2 separate regions of the Mus musculus genome follow, and region 2 is linked to region 1. Evidence: chromatin loops called from intact Hi-C (ENCODE). Cell type or tissue: gastrocnemius. All regions are shown on one strand. Links, peaks and the distances in the headings refer to the core of each region. The heading gives the core; the rest is flanking DNA. Region 1 overlaps Trappc10 (trafficking protein particle complex 10). Region 2 has its middle 21 kb from the start of Mir6907.

Evidence for each region. Hi-C counts contacts between places; a loop is a spot of excess contacts. Peaks named below come from ENCODE experiments on the same cell type or tissue, not always from the same donor. Only the 100,000 strongest peaks of a DNase experiment are listed, where the experiment ranks them.
Region 2: it touches region 1 in a loop (2.3-fold over the local background); 1 of 42 quality-filtered maps calls a loop at or near these places.

The regions. Positions count from the first base shown.
Region 1 is chr10:78,200,773-78,208,427 of GRCm38, reverse strand. It overlaps Trappc10 (trafficking protein particle complex 10), which reads left to right. Exons shown (of 23, transcript NM_001081055.2): 12 at 396-536; 13 at 882-994; 14 at 4,036-4,547; 15 at 5,407-5,548; 16 at 6,838-6,996; 17 at 7,581-7,655. Among named protein-coding and RNA genes, the nearest start is that of Pwp2, 19 kb to the right of the region's middle. In gastrocnemius, for the core only: no CTCF peak of the experiment used is centred there; no DNase peak of the experiment used is centred there.
Region 2 is chr10:78,383,854-78,391,508 of GRCm38, reverse strand. No RefSeq gene overlaps it. Among named protein-coding and RNA genes, the nearest start is that of Mir6907, 21 kb to the left of the region's middle. In gastrocnemius, for the core only: no CTCF peak of the experiment used is centred there; DNase peaks (open chromatin) are centred at 2,629 and 3,223; H3K4me3 peaks cover 867 bases; H3K27ac peaks cover 944 bases.

The sequences.
Region 1 (7,655 bases), core at 1,204-6,203:
TTGTATCTGCCCAGTCATAGCTGACCACACTTTATGGCTGGACTATAAAGACTGTTGGCATGGGTCAGTGTGGCATGTCTCAGCTTGTTACCAGGGCTTTGGACAAGCCCTTCCCTTCTCCCAGGCCAGGCTGTCCCACCTATCATTAAGAAAATACTCTTATCCACTGACCTGAAGAATAGCTAGGAAAGGTGAGCGATGTGTCAGATGCCAGGACAGCTACATGGTGTCACTATAGTCCACTGCTCAGATGCTGCCCTGGCAGTCTCTATGGCTTCCTCCTAGGAGGGGTGGGAAGGCCTATGGGTGGATTGTAAAACCATGCAAGTGTCATGGACATCTGCAGTGCTGGCCCTTGTGAGGCCCAACAATCTTCTATTTGCTAACTTTGCAAGGAGGAAAAGGTCGCCACAGAAGGCAGAAATGTATCTTCAGGGAGCTTTGAAAAATTACCTGGCTGAGGGCTGGGCCCTGCCTGTCACACACACAAGGAAGCAGCTAGCAGAGTGCCAAAAACACCTTGGGCAAATGGAAAAGTATCCTTTGAGACCAGTGTTGCCATAAAACAGGAAGCAACTGTGATCATATGGTAGTATTGCCCACGACTGAGTAGGCTGGCAGCTCATAGTGTACCTCACAGGGGATGGGGGTAGGGGTGGGGTATACCTGTAGAGCATAGATCAAGTGTCTACTCTCTTTTTTTAAATCTAACTGAGTTTTCTAATAATGTTTAAAAAACAAAGACAGCTCTTCTTTGGGCCATGCTTTGAAGCTAGGCAAGGACATCTGAAGCTTCTTTGCCCCAGCATCCTCCTCAGGAGATCCTCCCTCTTAGTCCTCCCTCCTAGTCCTCCCTCCTGGCCCTTAACTCACCACTTCAGCTACTTGCAGACCAGCAGTCTTCTGGCCAGTGATCATCACCTGACAGAGGAGGAGCGGAAATACTTCTGCCAGGAGATCCTTAGCTTTGCCAGCCAGCAAGAGGACAACCCAGGTGAGACTGGTAGCCGATCCTGTGTCACAGGATTTTCAGTATGGTGTGAAAGAAGGAGAGGGGTGAGGCCATGCTGTCTGCCTGTGAGACCTACCTGAGGATCTTTGTCTCTACAGTTCTTTTTCTTTGCTGAACCTAAGTGAAGCTCTGGACTTCACCCAAACAGGTTAGCATGCTTCTGTGAAGTAGAATGCTCTAGACAGTTTCTCACACAAGAGGCATTCACAGGGACCTGCAGGACCTGAAGTCCCAGGCTCAGGTCTCTCTGTGTATTTCCACAACTTGCTGTAATTTTTGTTTTATTTTATTTTTTTTTAAGACATGCTCTCACTGTGTGGTCCTGACTAGTGTAAAATTAGCTGTGTAGACCCACCTGGTCCTGACTAGTGTAAAATTAGCTCTGTAGACCCACCTGGTCTTAAACTTGAACTAATCCTCCTGCATCTGCCTCTCAAGTACTAAGCATGCGCTATCACACCTGTGTGTGTGTGGGGGGTGGGGGGTGGTGGTCTGTGTCTGTGTGTGTGATGTCTCTGTCTCTGTCTGTCTCTCTCTCTCTGTGTATGTGTCTCTGTATGTGTGTGTGTAGGCCAGCGTTGAAGTCAGGATGTCTTTCTTAATCACTTCACTTATTTTTGGAGGGAAGGTCTCCCACTGAACCTAGAACTTGTTGTTTCTAAACTGGCTGGCCAGACAGCTGCTGCAATTTCCCTGTCTCTGCTCCCTGTGCTGCAGTGGCTTTTATGTGGATGCTGAAGTTCCACACTGAGCTATACATGCATGCATGCCAAGCATCTAACCCATGAAGCCATCTCTCCAAACCCACATACTGTATTTTAATGGAGTTCAATGAAGAGCCACAAATCAATTAATTCTTGGCACATATATTAAGTTTGGTTATATGTCTCAGTTCTTTTTTAACATTTACTCTCATTTTTTTAAGACACTAGCACCTTCTTTTAAATATAACAGCTTTGCTGAGATAGAATTTATAGTTCATGAATTCCTATTTGAAGCATACAATTCAGTGGCTTTTAGCATATGCACAGATGTGTGTATCTCCTGGTACAGTCTATCTATTACCTAGAACGAAACCCTATACTTGCCTTTCCAGTCCCCACAGCCACCTCTCTTTCTGTAGACTCCCATTACACGAAGTCTCTTGTAACTGACTCCTTTGACTCTAGTGTTTTCAAGGCTCATGGTGTGTGGCATGTGGTGCTACACCACTTCTTTATTTCTAAGACATTGAGCCAGCTGTCATTCAGACCAATTCACCTTCTGGAATCTGTTCCTGGGTCTCCATCCGGGAGTCTCCAAGTTACAGACTCTGGAAGGTGAGATTCAGGGTAAGTGCTTAGAGGAAGACACTTGATGATTTTGTGTGGCCAGACGAAACTTAAAAAGTTTTGCTTCTTGTATTTAGTTGACTAAGCCCTTTTAGGAGAAACACCATGCTACTCTCTCCCTTCAGGTTACCACTATAAAGCACTGTGGCAAGAGCCGTAGCAGGAGGCATTTGTTCTGAGTTGTAGAGGCTAGAAGTGCAAGGGCAGTGCCTTAGTTAGGTTTTTACTGCTGTGAACAGACACTATGACCAAGGCAACTCTCATAAGGACAACATTTAATTGGGGCTGGCTTACAGGTTCTGAGGTTCAGTCCATTATCATCAAGATGGGAACATTGCAGCATCCAGGCAGGCATGGTGCAGGGGAGCTGAGAGTTCTACATATTCATCTGAAGGTTGATGGCAGAATACTTCCAGGCATCTAGGATGTGGGTCTTAAAGCCTATACCAATAGTGACACACCTACTCCAACAGGGCCACACCTTCCAATAGTGCCACTCCCTGAGCCGAGCATATGAAAACCATCATAGGCAGGTACAGTAGGGTCATGTTCTGGTGAGGGTTTCTTCTTTGCTGTGTCCTTAGATATAGTGCAAAAGACAGCAAGCACTCAGGATGTCTTCTCCTAAGTGCCACTTGACCTCTTTTTGTCTGATTAACCTCCCAAAGACCCACGTCCAAATGCCACAGATGTGCATGCGGCAGGTTACATATGTCAGTCAGTCTGTAGCAGTTGTGAGTATGACAGCAACTTCTCCACAAGGTTCTGGCTCCTGGGTGTGATCACAGGCTGCAGAAGTGAATTGCCCACCCATCCACAGAGCCACCCAATGATGTTCTCAGCAGCATCAGGTGGTTTGCTTTACAGACATCTCTGCTTGTTGCTGTAGGGGCCATGATGGGAGTGAGGGTATTCCCTCCTTTCCCTCCTGCTCCTTGGCCCCTATGTGTGAGTAGGAGTTCTGAAAGGATTTGTCCGTTTCTTAGGTCACTTGTGGCAAGTCTGCTTTAATTTATGGGCAGACATCGGTTGGTCAGTTAGTTGGTTAGTTTTTTGATGGGCTCAGCTCAGCCACAGCCATAGTGACAGCCTCAACTTCCCTGCTAAGCACACTTCCTCTGAGCCCCCCCTCAGCCACCCTTAGGTCATCAGGGCCATTCAGTGGCTCCGCAGCACCGTACCGTTCCTAGATTCAGCCAAGGCCTTTGTAGAGAGGAAGACACAGGACGGTGTAGAGAACACTGGGTTCTCACCCATCTCCATGTCTGCAGAGTGCTCACTGTGGGCAGCTGTCTCTCTGCTATCTATAGACTGGCAAATGCCAGGACTAACTTTCGGGGGCACAGTGGAGCACTTGGCTTCTTTACTGGAGAGTTTCTAAAAGTTGCATAAGAGGTTACTTGGGTCCCTTGTGGAGGACCCTAGGAATCGGACTGCTGACCAGTCTTATTTTGAAATTGAGGGAGCAGTTCCTCCTAAAGTTGCCAGAGCAGCTGTGGAAATCTTTACTGTTGTTAATTTGCTCATTCGTAGAGTTGTAGAAACCTTTGTTTAGTCTGCTGTTATGATGGAAGGAGTGTGGGAGGTTGGGGGGGTTTGCACTCTGTCCTGTGTCCCTGAGCTGGCAGCACACTGCCTCCCAGTGCCAGCAGGAGATGTGGTTCAAGTGTGGAACATGGTGTATGTTTGCAGGTCACAAGGTGGTACTGCCCATGCAGTTTGCAAGGCTGAAGGATCTCCATTTTGACCCTCCCAATGCTGTGGTCCATGCGGGTGGTGTCCTGACTGTGGAGATAACGGTATGCAGCCAGATGCCCATCCCTGTCCACGTGGACCAGATTGCTGTCAATGTCCACTTCAGCATCGAAAAAAACAACTACCGGAAGACAGCCGAGTGGCTGACCAAGCACAAGACTTCCAATGGAATCATCACCTTCCCAGCTGAGGCCTCACTGTTCCCTGCATCTCAGAACAGCCTGCCCGCTCTGGAGTTGTCGGAGATGTTGGAGAGAAGCCCCTCTGATAACTCATTGAACACCACAGGCATTATCTGTAGGAATGTCCACATGCTTTTAAGGAGGCAGGAGAGTGGCTCTTCTCTAGAGCCGCCCTCAGGGTTGGCCCTGGAGGATGGGGCCCACGTGCTGAGGTGCAGCAGTGTGACCCTGCAGCCAGGCGCCAACAAGATAGCCTTCAAGACCCAGGTATGGGCTGGGCTGGGCTCAGGGCGAGGCCCTCAGTTGGTGGTGATGGGGAGGGAGCCAGCAAGTGCTGTGAGGCTCTGCTGCTTTTAGAGAAGATACAACTTTTTACATCTTTTCTACACAGTAGTTTGGCTGTTGATAAGTTTTTGAATGAAGCTTAGGTTTTGTTTTTATTTTAAAACAGGCTCTCACACTGTAGCCCAGGCTGGCCTGGGATTCACTGTGAAGCCTAGAGTAGCCTCAAGCTTCCTGGCAGTCTTCCTGCCTCAGCCTCTCTACAGGCATGAGCCACCATCCCCAGCTAGTGAATGAAGTTTTTATGAAGATCTCTGTTTGGACTTTCAGTTAGCTTTTTAACTGGCTGCTGTTGGGTTTTCTTGGCTGGCTCCTGTGTGTGTGAGGAGGTTGTGAAGGTGACCTGCTGTGTAAGCTTTCCCAGTGGTGGCTGTGTGGGTGTCAGCCCTGTGCTTGTTTCTCAGATGGAGCATACCCTGTTCCTTTCACCTCATGAGAGCTCAGGGTCTGAGGAAGACGTTTGTGTCCCACATGGATATGGTCTTGCCCTAATGGGCCTGTACCAACTGAATGCCTCACTCAGTATCTGCTGAGAAGTGCACCACATACAGGTCCTTACCCTGAATGTACCGCACGGGAGGCTAAAGCTGAGCCATAAGCATCAGTTGCTCAGAAAGGCCCTGAGAGCCAGCAGTGTCTCGGAGCAGCTAGGTGTAGGCGTGATACACTGGACAGGGATGCAGGAAAGACAGGTAGCATTTGAGTAAGAGGACAGCCTGCCTTTATCTTCAGCACTTGTAACATATGAAGTGTCATCTTTCCAAGTACCTTGTTTTACCCCTAGGCCAAAGAACCTGGAACATACACGCTGCGGCAGCTTCGGGCCTCAGTGGGCCCTGTGTGGTTTGTCCTGGCACACATCCACCCCATTGTACAGTATGACGTGTACTCTCAGGAGCCTCAGCTGCACGTGGAACCGCTGGCTGGTGAGTGGGGCCTACAGCCACACAGGGAGCCACATAGGGTGTGAGGGAGAGTCTCGTGTACCACTTTGCACAGCACCTTGCTCCTCTGCTGTCTACCTACAGCGGATGCCAAGAAAGGGTAGTGGAAAAAGCCTGGGAGCCACTGGCTGCAGATCTGTGCGTGGTGATGTTCATTGTCCTGTGATTGCTAGCCACCATGCTTAGCTACCATGGAGTATCTGAAAGTAAGACACAAAGGCATTCTGCAGGGGACTTGTGCAACTGGCTCCCTTTGGGTGGCATCGCACAGCGTAGTTCACAGTCTTATCAGGCTTCATCTTTGAAGTTCTGAGTAGGCTTGACTCCAGAGCATGGCCCTAAGAAACCCCGAGTTTCTGTCCTACTGGTAAGCTTTCAAAGTAGAAGGAGCAAACATTCACAAGTGACTGCAGCCATGTGTCATGTTCTGGAACACCAGAGAGGCAAGGTCTTAGACTAGGAACACCTTTATCTGCTGTCTTCTTCCATTCAGAAACAACATAAAGGACTACAGTTTCCTGGTGCACATTCAGACACACAAGTGCACACACAAACCACACACACTCCTTGTCTTTCCATGCAAGGCCTTGGCTGCGTCGGGAGGCCATCACTAGCTATAGATCCTTGATTTTACCTGTGAGCCACAATAAACTTCTTTTATTTGAAACAAAATGAAAAAACACAGAAAGGAAAACTTTTTTCCAGTTAAATTTCCTCAGTTCACTCTACTCAATTTTGCAGCTTCTGTCAGGGCCACCAGCAGATGCTCTTGGGTATCAGGCTCAGCAGTCTGTCTCCAGGGGCTCTTGCATGGGGGTGTATTAGGGACAGCCTGAGCTCTGCTCCTAGGAAGCCCTAGTCGTCGTTCCCCTCCCTGCCATGGCCTTGCCTCCCCTTCCTGCCTTTCCCTCTTGTCTCTGGACTCTCACCTGTCCCCTTGCCCTGACATTCTCTGGAGCAGCTCCACTGCCCACTTCCTTACTCTGTCTGTCCCAGAGCCTCCTGTCTGACTTGATAATCTAGGAACACCATAATCTTACTCTGCCAGCCCAGGTGATATTCCCCTCCCGCAGGGCCGCAGTGTCCTTTGTTCTCAGTGAGGTCCTGCTGGGTGCTGTGGCCACACTGAGAGGAAAAGGTGAGGCAGGAGGAAATGGTACCCAGGACTAACAACCTCTGCAGTAAAGAAAGGAAAGCTGATCACTTCTCCATGGCTCCCATGACTGCTATCTGGAGTAAAGAGGTAGTAATTGCTGTCTTGTTTCATTTAGATAGCCTTTTGGCTGGCATCCCTCAGAAAGTCAAGTTTACTGTCACTACTGGCCATTACACAGTAAAAAATGGAGACAGCCTCCAGCTCAGCAACGTGGAAGCAATGCTCATCTTGTGTCAGGCAGAGAACAGAGCCGTGGTCTACTCCAACTCAAGAGGTAAGGCAGGCTGAGCTGGCCACATTTATCACACACTTCCAGGATGGAGGGAGGACCAGGCGTCACTGCCCTGACACTTGTCTGACATCTTATCTTGTCCTCTGAGGTTAGTAAGTAAGTGGCTGGAGCATGGCATTCGTTTAGGGATGTCACTAAGCATGGTGTGTTCATTAGGTGCCAAGTGCTGCCACCCTTGCTAGGTAGTGCAGGTCACAGCTAGATCATGTTCCACAGGAGTGCTTTTCCAGGTTCATCCTCTTCAGCCACCATCAAAGAGCAAAAGCAGATGACCCTTTTAGGTCCTACACCCTACCCCTCATCTTCTTTTTCCTTGGGGCAGATGTTGGTCTGTAGTGGGATAGAACATGCAGGCATGTAGGACTGCCCGTACATGTCTGCACTTTGAGCTGTGTCTGGCCCGCCAGCCTCCTGTGGAGCCCCATCTTGGTTCTTGGATTTTCCTGCCTCTCCCCTAGCACTGCCCTCATTCATGTACTTAGGACAGCAAGAACTCTTGGCAGCATCTCGGCTGACCGGGAACAAGGCAAGGAGCTGTGTCCAAGGTGACTTTCTGTCTCCCACAGAAGAGTGCTCCACTGCCCTGCTCCGGATCCAGTCCTCTGACAAGGTCACAAGCATCGGTCTTCCCACTGCACCTG
Region 2 (7,655 bases), core at 1,099-6,098, 180 kb before region 1:
TACTAATGAACTTACTTGGGAAATACTAAGTAACACAAAGTGGCATTTAGCTAAAGGAGACTGCCTCCCACAGGACTGGAAGGTTGTGTGCTAACCAGGCTTGTTAGGAACTTAGAGAAAGGAAGGTCTTTACATAATTAAAGTTTAGGGTTGCTGAGAAAGTTTCCGCCAGTGTTTACCCACAGTGTTGACCTCCAATTAGGTTCCATTCCCATGACAAAAAGAAGACAACCCTGAGTTACAGCCAGCTTCCAGGCTCATCTGCATAGCAAAGAACATCTTCTAAGGAGCAGGGGATTGCTCTAGGGAACAGTGCAGGGTCACATCCTTCCTTAACCGCTGGTCTGTCCTTAAGCCCCCTGTGCTCTTCTCAGGAAAAGCATCCTTCTGCCAGGAGGGAGAGAGGATCTGGGGTAACAGCTGCTGGGAAAGAACTCTGGTGTGTTTAAGGAATAATTCTGACAAAATCTTTGTTGTGCAAACCTCCCATCTGCTCAGGTGTCAAGACGTGTGGACGTCTGTGCCTGTTTAAATCGTTTAAAGTTTAACCTGGGGCTGGGACCTGAAGAAGATTAAAAGGTAGTTACCTTTTAATGGCAATAGCCGTGGACCATTAGTCAATACCCATCACCCCTGATGCCCCAGGATGCCCCCAGGAGCCAAGGCACAGCCAGACCCAGCATCTGCTTGAGTTGAAACATTCTGCAGTGGAGGACCAATAAATCTACAACCCAGCATGGGCCTCATCTGCAGGCAAACTTGGCCCTCTGCTGGGGGAAAGGCTGGCGAGGCTGCCACCCTCTACCATCTGTACCCCACAGCCGCATGATCACCGGGGATAGCAGGACCTCTGCAGTGAATGGCGCAGGAACTGCCCGCACAACTATTAGTTTTCTGTTTAAGTCTTTCTTGGGACTTCAGCAGAGATCTGCCACAGTTGTCGGACAGGACCCGACAGATCCCATTGTCTGCCTCCCCTCACCCCATCCCTCCAGTTACTTTAGCACTTTACAAAACTGGTTTACACACTGGCCTAATTCACCCAGAACTCTCAGCCTCCCCAACCTCAGAAAGATCGAATCCCAGGATGGGGCTCAAAGAGGCTGCCAAAGTCCCATCCCAGTCCCTGCTAAACTTTTTTTTTTTTTTTGGTTTTTGAGACAGGGTTTCTCTGTATAGCCCTGGCTGTCCTGGAACTCACTTTGTAGACCAGGCTGGCCTTGAACTCAGAAATCCACCTGCCTCTGCTTCCCAAGTGCTGTGATTAAAGGCGTGCGCCACCACACCTGGCTCCCATTTCTTTTCTTACTCTTTGTTTGTTTTGCTTGCTTGCTCACTTGCTTGCAACAGGGTCTCACTACAAAGCCCTGTGTGATCTGGAACTCTTTGTGAGGGACAGGCTGACCTCGAAGTCATGGATATCCACCTACCTTCACCTCTGAGTACTGAGATTCAAGGCACACACCATTCTTCCTGACACTGCTGGCCAGGCAGGTCAGGGCCACTCAGGCAAGGAGGACCGGCCCAAGGCTTGCTGAGTCTCCTAGGCTCTGGTAGCATCTTCTGCCCCATCCAGGGGTACAACCATCAGTGTGACTGGTGCCACACTGCACATTAACCATGGAGACCAAAAGACAGGGAAGACCCTTCCTCACACAGCTCACAGCCAGTAACCTCTGCTTGAGAGGTAGTTTGCTCTCCTATGGTTACAGGGAGCAGAAAAAAAGAGGCCAGTGACCCCACCCCCATACAGAACTGGGGTTCCCAATTCCAAGCTCAGTCATCTCTTATAAATACATGAACCCTGTGCAGAGCCAGAGGCTGGCCTGATCCAAGGTAGACACTCAGCCAACTGTTCACCACACAAGCTCAGAGTTCTCTTGGGTTGTCCTTGTTCACTAGCTATTGAAAGCTCATGAGGCGGGATGTTCTCCTCAGGCTCTGGAGGCAGAGGAACCTGTCCCTGTCCCTGCCCCCTGTCAGCCTTTCTATGAACATTGAGGTTGCACCATGGTAGGTCAGGCAGGCCTCGCATATGAGGGCTTTCAGGTGGTCTATGGAGGGCCATAGCTTCCCACAGAGGATTGATGCTCCTTGTAGGGATCAGGAATTCCATGGAGGTTTGGGGTTCCCAGTGGGAGCTGCAATGCTAAAGCTCAAGGTGCCAGTGGGTCCCCAGGATTCTGGCCAGCCCTTGTTACCCCATCTGTTCTGGTCACATGTTCCTAGACACAATGTCTGACCACTTACACCTTCTCTCTTACATTAACTCCCCATATGGACTAAACTCTGCAGGGGTAGCCCACCCTAGCTGTCCACAGGCAGGACCTGGCTCCTGAGGACACAGGTCCTAAGAGGAGGAGGGAGAGAAGGAAAGAGGGTTGTGGGCTGGAAGTTGAGGAGAGAGTTGCCCTCCACTTGTAGTAAGCTAAAACTTTTGTGCCACCATCTCTGTTGCCCTAGCTGTTTGGAGCAGAGCTGTTTGTGCCAGGCTAACGCAAGGCCACATGGGTTACCACATGGATCCTCAGGACCAGACAAAACAGGCATGTGCCAGGGCAGACTTACAACCCCCTACACTGACCCAAGAGTGGGTGCCTGTGGCCAGGAGGTGGAGAGGTTTCTGGGACACGGACGCTGCGTGCCAGGCTGGCAGGGACACTGCTGCAGGGCTGGAGAAGGCGCCTCCTCTGCCTTCCGCCTGTGCATTCAGTCAGCACTCACGAACTGGCTTTCCAGGTACTTGCTATTCCCTGCGCCTTCCCGGTTCCTTGCAGCTCTTAGCTCTGATTGCCCCACTATTTATAGTGGACTGTTCCAGAGACACGAATTACTATTGTAGCACAGCCTTTAAACTCCAGAAGAACATTGAAGGCAATTAGCTGACCGGTTTGCTAATGAACTTCTCTCTGGGGACTTAGCAGTAACTCTTGTTTCTTTCTTTCTTTCTTTTTCTTCTGAAGCGATGACTGTACTTTCCTGTTCCAAGAGGCCGGCTCCAAAAATATAACCTCCTTTAAATAAACTGCACAATTGCACTTCCCCGAGGGAAGGCTCGTCCTTCCTCCCCCTGATCTGCCTGTCACCCAGGAAAGCAAGGCTGCTTCTTCATCAGCCTTAGAAATCGAGCTGGGGCTTCCGCGGTGGCTCTGGGTTGGCTGATGCCACATCCGCACTCCTGATGTCCCCTCAAGGCCCGAGGCTGCCCCATGCGGAATGAGCAGGCAGAGAAAAGGAAGAAAAGACACCCTGACTAGGGGTGCTTGCTCCCAGGGGCCTTGTGCCAGGGAGCTCTGTCCACATTCAATTCCTAAATCCTCAGATGACCCACAGCGAGCCTGTACAGGAGAACTGAGGCTCAGCCCTGTGCTCCACGCACTGCCTGTCTGAAGGTGTCTCGCAGAATCTCAGAGCTGCACATAGATATCCCACAGTTCCTTGGGCTAGGGGGGACACATGGACACAGGAACTGTATTTAATTTTATTAGCAGTGATAATGGCCACCATTCAGAGCTGTCTTTTAGAGTTTCTTGCTAACCCTCCTTCAGCCCAGTATGCCAAGCAAAAGATACACCTGAATCACGAAGATGTCACAGGTTAAAAAAAAAAATCTCTTAATCTCTAAATGTCATTGATTTAACAGGTGAGCACACTTGCCACAAAACCAGGATTTGGGGATTCCTTGAACTTACAGAACCTACTCCTGCAAGTTGTCCTCTGACCTCTGTATGTGCACTGTGGCATGCGTGTGCACCACCACCACCACCACCACCACCCCCAGTTCACCCCACACCCACACCCTCTCAGCACATGTGTTAGTTAAATAAATAAGATTTAAATTTAAAACTTTTTTTTTGGAGGCCAGATGTGGTGGTCCACTCCTTTAGTCCCAGTGCTCAGGTGGCAGAGACAGGTAAGGTCTCTGTGAGTCTGAGACCAACCTGGCATACATAGCAAGTTCTAGACCAGCCAGAACTACATAGTGGGCCCTTGCCTAAACAAATAAACAAAAGAACAGAACTTGTAATCCCAGCAGAGGGGAAGTAGAAACAGGCAGATCCCTGGGGCTTCATAGCCAGGAAGCCCAGGCAGATTAAGAGAGAACTTCCAGGTCCTAGTAGGGTATCTAAATAAATAGATAACACACACACACACACACACACACACACACACACACACACACACACACACGTAGATCCAGGCGTGGTGGCACACACCTTTCATTCAGCACTCAAAGGTTGATGGGTGGATCTCTTGAGTTCAAGGCCAATTTGGCCTATGTAGTGAGTTCTGGGCCAGGCAGGGAGACAGCTGGATGTCTCAAAAAAGCAAAGTGAAAATCCAAAGTAAATGGATCCTAAGTAACAGCCCCAGATGTGGTGGTGGTCTTGCTCCTCCTCCCCCTCCTCCTCCTTCTCCCCCCCCCCTCTTCCTCCTCCTCCTCCTTCTCCTCCTCCTCCTCCTCCCCCCCTCCTGCTCCTCCTTCTCTTCCCTCTCTCTGTCTCTGTCTCTCTGTCTCTCTAGATTTATAACTGGTGAGCCCCAGTTAACATCAGAATATGTGAATTCCTCTCTCTACCTTAGTTTTCAGCTCAGTGAAGCAACTGGAACAAAGCATGTAGGTTGCTGTGATATATATATTTGCCTGCCTGTGTGAAGGAGTCAGAAGCCCTGGAACTGGAGTTACAGTCAATTGTGAGCCACCATGTGGTTGCTGGGAATTGAACTCAGGACCTCTGGAATAGCAGCCAAAGCTCTTAACCACTGAGCCATTGCTCCAGCCTCAAGGTTGAACTTCTATAGAGCTACAGGAAGCTCCACCCAGAGGGTTGTATGAATGTTCTACCCAGACAAAAAAAGCCCCTAGATGGCAGAGACCATACCCAAGATGCCACCCTCTTCTTTCCTGTGTCTCCTGTACCCCCCTTTGCCCTGCCACTTCTGCCTGTCTCCTGAGCTCTTCCTCTGCCCTGCCACTGGCCTGGCGTGGCCCATCCCGCAGGGCAGCTACTACATAGGAAATAATAATATATAATGTACTATGTATTATATAATATCACTATAGGGCATATATTTTTATAATTATATATTATAATATGTAATAGTAATAATATTATTATAAAGGAGATAAAAGAAAGAAAGCTCTTTTATAAAATAGCACATCTGACTATAGCTAATGCCTAAAGAGAAATTGGTCTCAAATAGATTATATATATATGACTGAGGCTTGTGCACTGTAGCTTGTGTCACTGTGGGTGTGGGCTTTAAGATCCTCATCCTAGCTGCCTGGAAGTCAGTATTCTGCTAGCAGCCTTCAGATGAAGATGTAGAACTCTCATCTCTGCCTGCACCATGCCTACCCAGATGCTGCCCTGTTTCGGCCTTGATGATAATGGACTGAACCTCTGAACCTGTAAGCCAGCCCCAATAAAATGTTGTCCTTATAAGAGTTGCCTTAGTCATGGTGTCTGTTCACAGCAGTAAAACCTTAACTAAGACAGAGGACAAAAGACCCAAAGCCAAAGACAAAATCCCAGACTTAAAGAGTCAGGACACTCAGGATATGACCCTCAGGGACACATACATGGACACCTGGAGTCTGACCCGTTAGTGACCCATGGTCCATTATACAAATGGCCATTCTTTAGGAAGACAACTTACACAGTGTAAAATTTACTACTAAGCAAGATAATGAGAGGCCCGCCTTTGTCCTCAGACAGAAACCCACACAGGAGTCCCAGAAAAGATCAAACACCTCCCTCCTCAACTGCTGTAGAAGAACGCCCACCTCATGAGCAGCCCGTCACAGTTCCCTCTCAGGGACTCGGTGCTGTTCCTTCCTGTGTCTTGGTCAAGTGTTACCTCCCACAGCAGGGCCTGTCTGACACTGTTTCCCATGGCCTTTTGGAGGCTCACAAGGGGACTTTCTCCTTGCCTCTCAGGCCTTTCTTATCCCCAGTGCCTGTGGTGTTTGAATAATCAACTCATGATATCTAAAGGTCCTGATCTAGGGCTACTGTTGCAACACAAAGGCCTCATAGCCATGACGGATACCTTTTCTTCCTTCCTTCCTTCCTTCCTTCCTTCCTTCCTTCCTTCCTTCCTTTCTTCCTTCCTTCTTTCCTTCCTTCTTTCCTTACCTTTTTCTTTTTCAAAGATTTACTTATTTATTTTATTTATATGAGTACACTGTAGCTGTCTTCCGACACCCCAGAAGAGGACATCAGATCCCATTACAAATGGTCATGAACCACCATATGGTTGCTGGGAATTGAACTCAGGACCTCTGGAAAAACAGTCAGTGCTCTAAACCACTGAGCCATCTCTCCGGTCCCCCTCAAATTTTCATCTTTATTTTATTGATCCAAATATAGATGGTTTTACTGTATGTGTGTCTGTTACCATGTGCGTGCTTGGTGTCTGCAGAGGCCAGAAAATGGTGTTGGAATCCATGGAACTGGAATTACAGATGGTTGTGAGCTACCTTGTGGGCGTTGGGAATTGAATCCAGGTCCTCTGGAAGAGCAGGCAGTACTCTTAACCACCGAGCTGTCTCTCCAGCCCCTGACTGATCCTTTTTCAGAAAACCTTGCTTCATGTTTGAGATTGACAGACCCTGGCCAGAGTTGCTTTCAGGGAATTAGAAGGCAGTAGTAGAGAAGCGGCTCACTGCACCCTGTAAGGGCAAGTGCTGCATCCTCCTGGCAATCCTCTCACTCTGGTGTGGCACGGTTGACAGCAAGCTTGTCCAGGGTGCACACATTCGTTTTATGAGAACTATCTATTAGTCCCTCTGGTCTTTTCTTCTCCTCTAAGCTTTCTGGAGAGGAAAGGAGTAGATCATGTGTGGCTGGCATTTATATCCCTGCTGGGAACATAACTAAAATGCTTTTTCTTTTCTTTTCTTTTCTTTTCTTTTCTTTTCTTTTCTTTTCTTCTTTTCTTTCCTTTTTTCAGGACATCCCTGGATTTCTGAGTTCCAGGACAGCCTGGTCTACAAAGTGAGTTCCAGGACAGCCAGAGCTATACAGAGAAACCTGGTCTCGAAAAAACATAAAAAAAAAAAAATCAAAAAGAAAAAAAGAAAAAGAATTACCATGGTCCTGGTGTCTTTTTATAGCAATAGAAATCCTAAGATACCTTTTGATCTCGGCGGGAAGACAGTTTGTCATGCGGCATGATCCCTCCACCTGGTCCTTGGCATACCTTGCTCCCAGAACCCCCTTTAGATTATCTCAACTTTACCTCAGCTCCTTCTCCTGTCCACGAACGAACAAGCCACCAAGGCCAGTGACCCCAGCATACCACTCTCTCTCCTCACCTCCTTGTGAAGCAGAATATAGTAAAAAAAAAAAAAAAAAAAAGACCAATTTCTAGATAGTGATTTATTGACTTATGTAGTGGTTTACTTAAAGCACTGCAGCTATAGCTCATTTCCAGGTGTGATTTTGAGTGATACATGGAACCAGGTGACATGAAGAAATAGATGAAACAAGGGGCCGTTGTCCTTGACAACCTGGCCGCAAATGCTTGCACCTATCAACCATCTATAACATGTACTTTTAGAAACAGAAAGCTGACTGCCACGTAGGCTGTGAAATCTTGCTCTCTTGCCTGCTCCTCTTGTGCTTTTAGAGTATAAAATGAGACCTAGC